Regions from separate parts of the Homo sapiens genome. Here regions 2, 3 and 4 are each linked to region 1. Evidence: chromatin contacts called from ENCODE Hi-C or POLR2A ChIA-PET data. All regions are on one chromosome and are shown on one strand. The core of a region is the stretch at or near the end of the contact, and the rest is flanking DNA. Distances in the headings are between cores, read along the strand shown.

Region 1 (3,225 bases), core at 376-2,875:
TTACAGGCATGCACTACCACGCCCGGCTAATTTTTATATTTTTTAGTAGAGACGGGTTTTCACCATGTTGGCCAGGCTGGTCTCGAACTCCTGACCTCAGGTGATCCGCCCACCTTGGCCTACCAAAGTGCTGGGATTACAGGCGTGAGCCACTGCGCCCTGCCCTAAAATTGCTTTTTAAAATCATTAGGCTAAGGTCATATTTAAATATATATTAATTTATGAATAAATTTAAGTGCTTGCTTGACACAGGGGACTACTTCATAGAGTAGATTCTGGAGTTCCTTTTGTCTTTCTGAAACCTTATTTTCCTATCTAGCTTGTTCTGAGACGTACTGTGGGCAGACTTGGCCTTACACATATATCGACTCACTCAACAAATACAGCTAAGGAAAGTAAAATGTCTCTGGGCTACAAGCTGGGAGGAAGTTACTAAGATGAGTAAAGAAGGACCCCCTCCAAGAGCTTAAATTAAGTCTTGGAGACAACAGCCATGCGCACCAAGAAGCTCAACCTAAGATGAAAAGGGCATCTAAGAGGCGCGAGATGGCTCGTGAAGGTAACAGACGTCTTAAGAATTTTTCCGGGCCCAGCACAGTGGCTCACGCCTGTGATCCCAGCACTCTGGAAGGCCGAGGAAGGCGGACTGCTTGAGCCCAGGAGTTCGAGACCTGCTCGGCCAACATAGTGAGACAGCGTTTCTTAAAAGAAAAAGAAAAATTGGCGTGGCGTGGTGGCGGGTGCCTGTAGTCCCAGACCGCACCACTGCACTCCAGCCTGGGCGGCAGAACCAGACCCTGTCTCAAAAATAAATAAATAATTAAAAAATAAAGAAAAGAAAAAAAAGAATTCTTCCTCGAGAGAGGAAGCCGGCTACTGGATATTCTAAAGAGCAGTCTGTTTGCCCCTGCCTTCTCCATCCAGAGTCACCGACGCTTTCTGCACACGAGGTGTTCCGCGCCAATGTGGGCACAAGCCAAGGCAAGAGGACTCCATCAAGCTCCTCCTGGGTACCATGATTTGGAAGACCCAAGGATGAGTTCAGCGGGCCACCATCCTCAAGGAAGCACCATCAAGAACTGAGTCAGGCCCGGGGTATTCTCGACGTCAAAGCGGTCGAGAGGTGGGGGTGCCACCAGGAAGAGTCACTGGAACGGACCTTCCGCGCTCGTCTCGCGGTCTGTATGCGCACTCACACCCCTGGAAGGCTCTACCACTGTAGGACAGAGCACGGAGGATTGCCCAGGCGCCGGAGAAGAGGTTAGCGCCCCGCAACTCCGCCCCTGCCCCGCCCACGCAACGCGGCGGCTGCGCGGCGAGGCCGCCCCGTCTCCACGTGATTGCCGACACCGCCTCCGCGAAGCAGAAGCCGCCATCATAAGTCCTGGCAGCTGGACCTGGGCCTGCCTCCCTCCTTCTCCTGCGCCAGGTAGCGGTAACGGGCTGGGGTTGTTCTGTCCTGGTTCTGTCTGGCCGTGAAGCCGCAGGCCTCCGAGAGCGGGACGAGGAGGTGGGGCCCAGGGGGCTCCGGGGCGGACAGACTGACCGCCGGACAGCCCAGGTGTCGGCACAGCGTGGGCGGTGCCCAGAGCCGCGCCCCGCCCCTCGCAGGCCAGCGCTCAGGGCTCGCGGGCCGTGCCCGTTTCCAGTATGGCCGCCCGCCGCGCCTGACCCGCGGCCTCTCCGCTCCGACTGCTTGTAGGCGATGCCCAGGCAAAGACCGTGACTGACACTCTCGCTCACACGCACGCACGGACCCAGGCCCACGCTCGGAGATCGAGCCCCGGGCTCGCAACCGTTGTCGCTCCCGGCGCCGCGGCCAGAGCCCGGACCACGGCTTCCGCGCCGCCGCCGCCTCGCCGAGAAGGGCCGCGCCGGACCTCGAGCGCGGCGGCCCCCGGCCGGCAGGGATGGGGAAGCGGGCGGGAGGAGGAGCAACCGGAGCCACCACCGCCGCCGTCTCCACGTCCGCCGGGGCCGGGCTGGAACCTGCGGCCGCCCGTAGCGGGGGCCCGCGGAGCGCGGCCGCCGGCCTCCTAGGCGCGCTGCACCTGGTGATGACCCTCGTAGTGGCTGCGGCGCGGGCCGAGAAGGAAGGTGGGTGTCCCCCGGCGGCGTCCCTGCGGCGGGGCTGTCACCCCGCTCTCGCGGAGGCCGGGAGGGCTGGGCCGGGAGGAAGGGCCGCGGCCGGGGCTCCGGCGCAAAGTTGGGCGGTCGGGTACCGTCCCGAGCCGGGACCTCGCGGCGCCCGCCGCACGGAGTGGCCTTCGCTCTCCGTGATTCCTTCCCGTGCCTTCCCCCGTCTCCTGTCACTGCCATTTCAAAACTTCCTGACTTCTCGTACGTTCTTGCCACTTGGCCCGCTAGGTAGGAGGGGCATATTTTTTGGCTTTATTGCGGCGAATAGGTACATTTTAGGACACTTCTGTTTTCTTGGTTGCGGTTGGTTGCATGCAGACAGAGCTTACTTTAAAATGTGGTAAAAATAGCGAGACACAGCTTAAAAAATTTCACTTTGAATTTGTTCAGACATTTCTTCGAGGGGAAATCTTGGTCCTGTAGCTTCCTCCTTTAGTGTCTCTGCGTTATTGATAACTTTATTATTAGACCTAAATACAATTCCATTTAACTCTTTAGTAAGCTGTTGAAAGCCTGTTTACATTTCTTATTTTAAAATACGTGATTCGGTGCCTTTATCTTTGATGTGAAAGCCTTTAAAAATAAACGTGAAGTTGCCAGCTTGCAAGCATTTATCTATAATTTACAGTTAAGGGCTGGCCCCTATTTTAAAAATCTCATTAGTATTGTACTGCTGCAAAACGGGTACTTGGACAGGGTCAAAAATTATTTTGTAATCTTGAAGACCAAATCAGTGTAATTTCATCTACACTACCTCTTTTTGAGCCAAGGGACATGTGAATGGTCACAGAGCCTTCATGAAGAATTGACTAAGTGAATAGTTTAAAAAAAAAACAAACCACGCAAAACTTGTTAGTTTAGCATTGCACATGAAACTGCCTGTACAAGAAAACAATTTCTTGCCACGGTAATTTTAGAGTTAACATTCTACTTTATGACTAAAGTCACTTGCTTTTTATTGTTGCTGAAGGTGAAAGCAAATACAAACCAAATTAGTATTAAAGTGCAAATGTGCTTCAGTATACTGTTTCTTTTATTTTTGTCCACATTACATTCCCTTATCTAACTCTCTAAGCAACCTTAGTC
Region 2 (3,225 bases), core at 195-2,694, 1.5 Mb before region 1:
ATACAAAAATTAGCCGGGCATGGTGGCGCATGCCTGTAATCCCAGCTACTCGGGAGGCTGAGGTGGGAGAATCACTTGAACCTGGGAGGCGGAGGTTGCAGTGAGCCGAGATCGCGCCATTGCACTCCAGCCTGGGCAAAAGAGCAAAACTTCGTCTCAAAAGAAAAGAAAAGAAAAGAAAGCAATTACGCAATTTGTTTTAAATTATGACGTCTTTGAAAAGTATGCAATCTAAATTCGTTGGATTAGCGACGAGAATACTGAAGTTGAAGTGCATTTATAGAAGTCTATAAAATGGCAAAAAACTGAAAGGGAAAGAAATGAGCTATTTGAGTATTCTCTGTGTTGCTAGTAAACAAGTTCCAACTCTGCAAATCAGTTTTCAAAAGAATACTGATTGTTTCCTAAGTACCTGCAAACTCTGAAGCATTTTAGGCAAGGGAATGAGTGGGAAAAAAGTATCTTCATGTTTGTGCATTACAACAATAAAGACTATTATGTAACAATGTGGAGTCTTCAAAGCGACCCTGCCAAGAGGGAGAAAGTGGTCCTTATGGACGGATTGTTTTCTGCTAGAAGGCCCTCAATTAGAATTGTACTTACGCATACATAATATAGGATATTATTTTTATATTCATAGAAAACTGCTTTCTCGGGTAACTCCAGCGCTGTACATGGGATGGGATACCGGCCCTCCGTTTACAAATACTCAGGCGCAATGCTGCCCGGGCACTCAAAGGACAGAAGATAGTGTCTGTGCCCTGCGGGAGCAGGCCACGAATCCCGAAAACGCCGTGGCGCAGTGCTCCTTCCCGCGAACCTGAGTGGGCCGTGGTTCTCGGTTGCTCTGGACATAGGAAAATGTCAGTTCATGTGTGTCCCTTTCTCCACTAGATGTCACTGTAAATCAATTGCTTAAGGAGGGAACCCGGGCGTCTGGCGCATCTTCACACAGTACCGGGGTTTGAAGCCCGGTCAGTGTCTGCACTTGTGTCCTTCCCCACTGGGGAGCCCCAAGGCGGGGCAGGCGCGGGGACTCGCTGTGCACGGAGCGGCGCGCTGTCCGAATGGCAACCGAAGAGCCGCGACCCGGTCAACGAAGCGCGGGGGTGACCGGAGCAGGACGGGCGGGCAGGCGGCGCAGTGCGTGGGCGGGCCCGCGCTGCGCTCCCCTCCGCCCAGCTAGCGAGACGGTCACGTGCCGCCCAGGCGCTGCCCCTTGCGGGCGGCTGCAGAACAACAGGGCGGGGCCGGGGAGGGGAGGAACACGGAGGCCGACGCCGGGCGCCGCGGTGCTACGCCCGAGGCTGGGGTCGCCCCGGGCCGGGGGGAGCAGAGCGCGTGCGCCGCGCGGCTGTGAGCGCGAGCGGGGCCGGGGAGCGCGCGCGGAACGCTAGGGGGCGTGGCTGCGGCGCGCGCGCTAACCGGAGGGGGAGGGGCGGAGAGCCACCGCGGAGCGCGCGCGGGGTTGGTTGCCGCGAGCGTGGGGGAGCGTGGACCGCGGCGCTGCTCAGCGGTGGGGCTGCCTTCCCCCGGCCCTCCTCCCTGGTCCCTGGCGAGGGCACTGGCGGCGGCGGGGCCGGGGTCCGCAAGGCCGGAGAAGGCCGCCGGGCCCGGGCATGGTGGTCTGGGGCAACGCGGAAGGTGAGCGACCCCCGGGCCGGCGGCGGGGTGGGGGAGGGGCGGGATCGGACACGCGTCGCCCGGAGGCGCCGCAGACCCGCCCGGCAGCGGCCAGAGCGCGGTCGGCCTGAGGTGGCGCGGGGGAGGGGTGCGTCGCCCCGGCCCCGGCCCGCGGCCGTCCTGTCGCGGCCTGGGCTGTCCACGGCGCCTTCCCCTGACGCTCGCAGCCGCCGGGTTATGTAATGTGTGACCTCCCCTCCCCTTCCCTTCCGTCATGGCGCGGCCGGCCCCGCGCCGCCGCCAGCCCCATGGGCCGCCCCGCGCCGACCCCTGGCGCAGCGGCCCTTCCCTCCGCGCCCGGCCGCATCCCGCCGGCCCGGTCAGACCGCGCCGCAAACTCCTTCCTCCTGCGCCGGCGCCTCGGCCGGCCATTCAGTTCCGCGCCATTCATTCACGCGCGCGTTCGGGCGTTCGTTCCACAAGCGTTTGTAGAATGTCGACCCGGTCGAGCCGCCGCTCCCACCCGCACTCCAGCCACAGCGTTTTTCCGCACCCCGCCTTCGACGTCCCCGGTGCATCCCAGAACCGGTCGGAATGTCCGAAGGCGGTTGTTGCTCCCTTGTTTTTCCTTGCTGCTTGTCCGTTCGCTAAATACGCTGGGCGCCGTTCCCCAACTGTCCTTCCGAGAGCCCCTTGCCCACTTCTGTACTGTTACAGTGACGCCGCTCTGGGCGCACCGAGCCGCGCTGTGTTTCGCTGCTCTTCCTACCTATTCTCAGTTTGTAAAGAAATAATCTCACATAACACTCCTTAATGTACTCCTCCGTAAGATAAATTGCAGATAATATACGTCTGCTAATTCTCTTTATCTCCACGTCTTCTCACGCCATGTACTAAGTAGAAATGGTTTCATTTAGGTGAAAATAATGCAGACTAGCACATAGCACAACAAGGGCTTGTAACTATTAAGGACTTTATGTAACAGTCTGTAATTCTGTGTATCTGTCTGGTCTTTCCGGACTTGGCACTTTAGTCTCCGAGAATAAGCCATTTCCTGTTTAGGTAGGGTAGGACCAACCATAACCTTGGTTCTTTCTATGGAGTTCTGTATGTAGCAAATCAGCCTGTGGGAACCATCTATCTGTCCACCAACCTTTCACACATATTCTTGGGTTTGCCCGTGCAGGGACCAGTGCTGCGTATTGTTCCCTGCCTTCCTGTACTGGACACTTAAGAGCTCACCTAAAGTTCCTCTTCCAGGAATCATTCTCCAGTATACAAGGCTCTCTTCCATTCAATTCTTAGGCTATTTGCGCCTTTTCCTGTGTTGCGTTTATCTTTTTAGCCCTGTCTTCTCTTACTGTGTAGGACCTTTTGAGGGTAGAGTCTGTACCAAACTCCTATCTTTTGTTGTAGAACCTTAACCGCTATTTTACGGTAAACCGTACATATTTAATTTTTTTTGTAAAGATGGGAATTGCTCTTTTAAAATTAATTTCTATGAGGTCTCAAGTAGAACATAATTTTTAAAAAATAATGTGCTTGAATATATAAGATCACTACATTTCCAACTTCCCACTCGCAACTTCAAAACTCTGATTC
Region 3 (3,225 bases), core at 442-2,941, 1.4 Mb after region 1:
TCCATATTTCTAAACAGCACTTTTAAATAGCATTCCTTGATTTTTTCAAATCTATGAGGCATTTTCCCAGTTTTATTGTTTTCCCCGGGGCTCTCCCTCCTGGTCTTCTCTTCTCCCCCAGCTGAGACTAGTGGTCCCCAGTCCTGCAGCATAGCTATTGTCCTGGGATACTCTTTGCCATCACCTTCAGAATTCCTCGTCTGCTTCTTGTGTTAGACCCTGCTTCCCCGATCCTATGCCTTCCGTCTTCTCAGTTTACCCTCTCATCTTTGTGGAACACAGCTTTGAGTGGCTTTCTGAATGTTTCGAGTGTTTGCATGTCTGTACCTATCTTTTTTTTTTTTTTGAGACAGAGTCTTGCTGTGTCGCCCAGGCTGGAGTGCAATGGCGCGATTTTGGCTCACCGCAACCTCTGCCTCCTGAGTTTGAGAGATTCTCCCACCTCAGCCTCCCGAGTAGCCGGGATTACAGGCATGCGCCACCACACCTGGCTAATTTTTGTATTTTTAGTAGAGACAGGATTTCGCTATGTTGGCCAGGCTGGTTTTGTACTCCTGAACTCGTGATCCACCCTCCTCAGCCTCCCAAAGTGCTGGGATTACAGGCGTGAGCCACCGCACCCGGCCATTTCTTTTTTTAAATAGAAACGAAGTCTCACTGTTTTGTGCAGGCTAGTCTTGAACTCTTGGGCTCAAGCAATCTTCCCACCTTGGCCTCCCAAAGTACTGGGATTATAGGCATGAGCCACAGATCCCGGGTGAGATTTATCATCTTGAACCATGTCTCTTGCTGTCTTGTCTCATGTCTCTTGATGTCATGTTGTCAGTCAGTCAACCAAATAACCAATTATTGATCAGTCAACATTTGAACAATTACCTATGTTCTGGGTGTATGTTCTCTGGAGGATACAAAGGTTAATGTCCCTGATTTTGAGGATCTACTCTCTCTACACAAAACACATAGGAAAGTTAACCACACAAAACAATCTAGGGTCAGTAACAAAATTCTTTTTTTTTTTTTTTGAGACGTAGTCTCACTCCGTCGTCCAGGCTGGAGTGCAGTGGTGCAACCATGGCTCATTGCAGCCTGGACCTCCCAGACTCAAGTGATCCTCCCACCTCAGCCTCCCGGGTAGCTGGGACTACAGGCATACACCACTATCACACACACCTAATTTCTAAAATTTTTTGTAGATACGGGGGTCTCATCATATTGGCCAGGCTCATCTCAAACTCCTGAGCTCAAGAGGTCCTCCCGCCTAGGCCTCCCAAAGCGCTGGGATTACAGGCGTGAGCCACATTAGGTAAATTCTTAATGAGTAAATTCAGGTGGCTGCCCTGGTGGAGGTGGACCGTTGGGTGCTCGACCGCCCAGAGGGCACAAAGGACCAACACGGTGGGGGTGGCGAGAACTGGGGCCGTAGAAGCCAGCCTAGTCCTCCGCCCTCGCTTTCCCTACTGAATATGCGCGAGGGGGAAACTCCAGCCTAGTTGTTGACTTTCTGCTTCGGACATGCTCGCGTGTTCTTGGCTCTCCTCTTCCGGACAGAGGCGCCGGAGCTTCATCCGTTCCGGGCTTTGCCGCTCACCGCCTCTCCCTTCCCAGGCCGTAACCCGCTTCCGCGTTTTACTCGGTGCCCGCAGCGCCGGGGCGTGGAGGCGTTAACGCGCACGCGCTTAGGGATCCGGCCGTGGCCGAGCGCGCGGCCGTAAGACCGCGGGTGAGAGCAGCGTTGGCTTCGAGGGGAGTGGCGGGCCGTGGGGATCGCGGCCGTGGTTGGGACGGCCGGGGGTCTCGGCGAGGGCTTCAGGGCTCCCGGGGCATGCGGGGGCCCGGGCTAGGGCCGGCTGCCGGTGCTGGTCGGGCGGGGCGGGTCGGGCCGGGGGCGGGCTGGCAGGGGCCGCGTCTGGGCCTCCGTGACGCGGACGCCGAGCCCTGCCCCAGGGAGCGGGAGGCGGGAGGCGGGGGCCAGGCGGCTCCTCCTCGTCGCGAACTCTGGATGACCTTGGCCAAATCGCTTCAGTTCCCCGAGCTGGCGACTTCGTCTGTAAAATGCGAGTCATAGCCCTGTCTCCTAGATGGGCCGTGTGGAGGCTCAGTGGCGGGAACGCCTGCGGGGCAGCCGGGGTCCTGGGCGGTTTGCTAGGGACGCCTCACTGGGGGTGAGGGTGAAAGGGCTTCCACGGGGATCATTTTGTCACAGGCTTTGTTGGGGGGGCAGTTTTCATTTTTATGTAAACAACTCTGGAATATTACGAAGTACTTAACAGAACTTTTGTTTCGCACAATACGAGAGGCTTGAAGAAGTGGAGCCCTAGCTGGGATTCGCTTTTTTGAGGCCGGCGTTGCCCTGCCCTTTAGGGGTGCCCACGCTCTAGCTGCGGCCCCGGCTCCCTTCGCATTGTCGTTAGAGGATGGTGTGAAGCAACAGAGATCCTTAGCTTTCAACGAATTCATATTTGTGATTTCCTGTTTGTCAAAACCCTTCCTGCCCACCTAGGAAGTGGTGCTGGCCAAGCAAGTTTACTGTCTGTCCACGCGAGGTCTTTCTGAACCTTGGGGTCGGTGAGCTCTCCCGTTAGGTAATTTCAGTTCGCTAGAGGTTGAGTATGGGACAACTCGTGGCACCATAGTTTTTTTTTTCTTTTTTTTTGGTGTTGGTGTGGGATTCCACGAACCGTCCCCACCAGAGGTCTGCCGTGAAATGGATACTCAATAGGAATGATAGTAGGTTACAAAAGTAAGCATGTTAGATGGTGTAGATTGGGAGAAATTTAGGATATTGGAATTGACCTAAACTGAAACTTTTCACTGCAGGTGACTAGCATGCAGATACCCATGCTCTGACTTTCTGCCCCTCCACTGACATGGCCCACCGGGGTGGGGAGAGGGACTTCCAGACTTCAGCTCGACGCATGGGCACCTCGCTGCTCTTCCAGCTTTCAGTGCATGAACGGGAGCTGGACCTGGTTTTTCTGGATCATAGCTATGCCAAGCCTTGGAGTGCCCACCCAGATGCCAGTAGTGCCCGCCCCACCCGCATGCTCTTTGTCACTCCCCGGCGGCAGCACGAAAGTACCATGTGAGTTGGGGCTTCTAAGGGCTGCTGGTAACCTCACTGGGCAGTGATCAGATGGGAATTTAGAGAGGATTTTCTCAGGATTGACTGGGGGAGATTGTATGAGGCATTTGGATGTTAAATTCAGGCATCTCTTAAGCAGCATA
Region 4 (3,225 bases), core at 238-2,737, 1.1 Mb before region 1:
CGGGGTTTCGCCATGTTAGCCAGTCTGGTCTCGAACTTCTGACCTGAAGTGATCCACCTGTCTCGGCCTCCCAAAGTGCTGGGATTACAGGCATGAGCCACTGCACTCACCCCAGAGCAACATTTAACATAGTAAGCTTTCAGCCAGTGTTAAACACTTCCCTTTATCTCCCTTGTCTGTTAGTAACATTACCTGAAATTCCACCATTAGGGATTATAACTTTTAGATTCTAGAATTATATTTTCAGACATCACACATCAAGCTTCTTAGGCTCAAGTGATCCTCCCACCTCGGCCTTCCGAAGTGCTGGGGATTTTAGCATCCTAGTATGAATTTGTTTATGAGATTGCATAACACTGGATGGATGCAGGCCCGGAGAGAATGAACCACGGATCCATTTTGATAGGGATAGACCATCAAGAAGTGTGGAGTACTTCATTCATTCACTCATTCATGCAGCGTGCTAGGTGCTGGAGTGCCAGAGATGAAAAATGGAGAGGAAACAGAATGACTGCCAGGCAGTGGGAACAACATGAGCAAAGGTGTAGGGGAAAAAGTAGGTCCTGTAGGTAGAGTAGTGTGTACAAGTGGATGATAAAGGAGAGGTAAGAAAGACCTTCTTTGAACCCTATTTTCAGAAGCTTTTGTTAGAACTAAAACATATAAGTTATTTAAGGATTGCCTTTTAGGAAGTTTATTTTGGAAACGTCAAGAATAAACCAGAAGGGTAACAAAATCAGAAGTGGAGAGAGCAGTTAGAAGAGGTTGTAACCATAATTTAGGCAAGAAATGCAAAGGATTCCAGCTGAGGCCTACGGAGTGTTGCAGTGAGACTTGTGGGTGGCCAGAGGGAGCTGTGGATACAGGGGAGGCACCATATAGAAGTAAAGAGATCCTGAAAGCAGGAAATAGAGAATACCAAAGAACAGTTTCATTTTCTTTATAGTGTTGCCTCTCATGCTCAACACTGCTCTGGCCTCTATGGGAGGATATGAAAAAGGGTAAAATATGCTTTCTGCTTGCCAAGAAGGAGGGAGCACTGGGTGGTTGGAGGACAGGAGAGACATTCTACGGAATCCCTTTTCACTTTGAATAATGTACTACCTGGTCACAGAACTAAATTTAATATAAAAATGGTTCCTGCTTTAGAGAAATACAAGGTGTTATCAGGGAGGCTTTACATCCACACCTAGCAACACAAAGCTGTAAGGCAGTTTTAAGTGAATGACATAGACAGTAAGTACTGCACAAAGTTAAAGAGGGTAAAGATCAATGTGAATACAATTCGTTTAAGTATATTGTACAAGCACCCTCCAAGTACATACTCTGTACACAACTATGATTGTTAGTACAATCATGGAAAACACATATCAGGTTCCTGCTGACACAGTTGGAGTATCTGAATCTTGAAAGCCAATAAGGTAGTTTAGTATATTGTTGACTAACACAGACTTGGCAAAGATCTTTCACATTAGAGGCCACAAGGTGGCAATATTAGCTGAATTTCCACCAGTAAACATAATCAGGAAATGGCTTATCTGATTTGAAAGGAGTATTAGACATTATTTATTGCAATTTGGTCATTTTATTTAGCCCAGGATTTCTGATAGGGACGTGCACTATTTATTAACAGGAGAGAAAGAGATCTAGTGCCTTTTAAAAAATTACCAAAATTACAACTAATTTTTTAGAATGAATTCACCAAACCATAATAAAATATTTTTTTAAATAGCCTAATAATGATTACTCGGTCTATTATATTGTTTGTGGAGCTGAATTTTTTTCCCTCCTTATTTCCCTACTAGAAATCAGACCCTACTTCAGTTACTCTGCTCATGATAGAATTTTGAAAGTTCAAAAAATCTGGTTCTTATTGTATGCTCAATTTATACATGAATGCATATTTACAACTAGTGTTTATTGGCATAGGTTTGATAGTTTACTTCTGAGCAATTTCAGGAAAGTTACTAGACTGGCAGGGAAAGTTACTAGACTAGCAGGTAAAAGATAATCATAGAACAGTTCATGATCAAGATAATTAAGGCTGGGGCTATGAATAAAAGGCAGACACCAGACAGGAAATTATCAGAAGCTGACATTTAAAATATGCAAGTACTCAGAAGCTCTGTAGCCAGCACAGCCCGGTAAATTGGTCAAGAACAAGGGAATACACCAGTACGAAAGGTCAGAGGCTCAGAATCCAGACCAGCAAGTAGTCAGTAAGCAGACATATGGGAAAAGCAGGCTGTGGAGGACTTCAAACAAAAGGAAATATAAGAACAAATTCATTCAGGTCTTGAAGAAAAGAGTAATTTACCTAAATTTACTATTTACTAGTGTTCACTGAGTGTTACTCAGGAGCCAGGGCAGATGCTGATTGCAGTCTTTGTTAATTACAGGATGACCTGTTTTCTAAACTAAGAGTATAGATATATTTCCTCAGGGTTCTATTATAAACGCTTCTCATGGCAAGTGAATTCCCAATGACTTGGATAATAATGTTTAATTTTTATCATATGTTCAGCATTTTAAAGTAATAGCTAAAGTTTGCTTTTCAGGAATCTGAGAACCGGCAAATGATGGAACAACTTCGAAAAGCCAATGAAGATGCTGAAAACTGGGAAAATAAAGCCCGTCAATCAGAGGCAGATAACAATACCCTCAAACTGGAACTTATCACTGCTGAGGCAGAGGGTAACAGATTAAAAGAAAAAGTAGATTCCCTCAACAGAGAGGTTGAGCAAGTAAGTTTGGAAAAATATGCTTATAATACATCCTGCATCATATTTAAAAGAGTTTTGTTTGGCCTTCCATAAATTAAATGTATGAACAAACACGTAAATTATTTAAATGTACTGTGAATTGTAGCATGCTAACCATTCTCCTTATACTTTGATTCTTCTACAATCTCTTATCTACCCTACATCCAGAACAATCATTAGCATTTGTTAAAATTAGAAACTATTTCAAACATACCATAAAAGTGCAAAAGTAACAAAACAGATAAACATATCCCCAGCTCCCACATGTAAGGATACTAACATTTTGCCATGTTTGCTTCAAATGTCTCCTTGTTTAAAGAAATAAAACATTACAGATAAAACTTCTCTCATCCTTTTCCCTCCTACCTCCCTAGTTGCTGGTGTGCATAACTTTCCTGTCAGTGTGTCTAACTCCTTTGCATATGTTTATACTTTTTCTACAATCTTACACCCACAAATAATG

What was found. Hi-C counts contacts between places; a loop is a spot of excess contacts on that map. ChIA-PET counts read pairs that join two places held with the same protein, here RNA polymerase II (POLR2A). Pooled maps may share reads with other maps.
Region 2: a map of CD8-positive, alpha-beta T cell shows a loop between it and region 1 (20-fold over the local background). The contact joins the promoter of REV1 here to the promoter of TMEM131 in region 1. A Hi-C loop is called at or near these places in 2 of 168 maps with a recorded cell type or tissue (CD8-positive, alpha-beta T cell and naive thymus-derived CD4-positive, alpha-beta T cell) and 12 of 50 pooled maps.
Region 3: a map of CD4-positive, alpha-beta T cell shows a loop between it and region 1 (9-fold over the local background). The contact joins the promoter of KANSL3 here to the promoter of TMEM131 in region 1. A Hi-C loop is called at or near these places in 2 of 168 maps with a recorded cell type or tissue (CD4-positive, alpha-beta T cell and CD4-positive, alpha-beta memory T cell) and 2 of 50 pooled maps.
Region 4: a loop to region 1 is called in a map of naive thymus-derived CD4-positive, alpha-beta T cell, with 5 times the contacts of the local background. The contact joins the enhancer-like site here to the promoter of TMEM131 in region 1. A Hi-C loop is called at or near these places in 1 of 168 maps with a recorded cell type or tissue (naive thymus-derived CD4-positive, alpha-beta T cell) and 2 of 50 pooled maps. POLR2A ChIA-PET finds 5 or more read pairs at or near these places in 1 of 52 experiments (Panc1).

The regions. Positions count from the first base shown.
Region 1 is chr2:97,994,348-97,997,572 of GRCh38, reverse strand. TMEM131 (transmembrane protein 131) reads left to right here and starts at 1,625. Exons shown (of 41, transcript NM_015348.2): 1 at 1,625-2,097. The coding sequence starts at 1,911. RefSeq lists enhancers at 916-1,195, 1,366-1,879 and silencers at 1,416-1,665, 1,776-2,335.
Region 2 is chr2:99,488,236-99,491,460 of GRCh38, reverse strand. It overlaps REV1 (REV1 DNA directed polymerase), which reads left to right and starts at 1,444. Exons shown (of 23, transcript NM_016316.4): 1 at 1,444-1,644. RefSeq lists an enhancer at 621-1,506 and silencers at 940-1,609, 1,720-1,819, 1,890-1,969.
Region 3 is chr2:96,636,778-96,640,002 of GRCh38, reverse strand. KANSL3 (KAT8 regulatory NSL complex subunit 3) reads left to right here and starts at 1,691. Exons shown (of 21, transcript NM_001115016.3): 1 at 1,691-1,720; 2 at 2,818-3,082. The coding sequence starts at 2,868. RefSeq lists a silencer at 1,762-1,971.
Region 4 is chr2:99,064,458-99,067,682 of GRCh38, reverse strand. It overlaps TSGA10 (testis specific 10), which reads left to right. Exons shown (of 21, transcript NM_025244.4): 16 at 2,559-2,744. Among named protein-coding and RNA genes, the nearest start is that of C2orf15, 76 kb to the left of the region's middle. Within about 2 kb of position 1,487, at least 9 of the 41 ENCODE cell types and tissues checked have a DNase peak (open chromatin) inside an H3K27ac peak, as active enhancers do.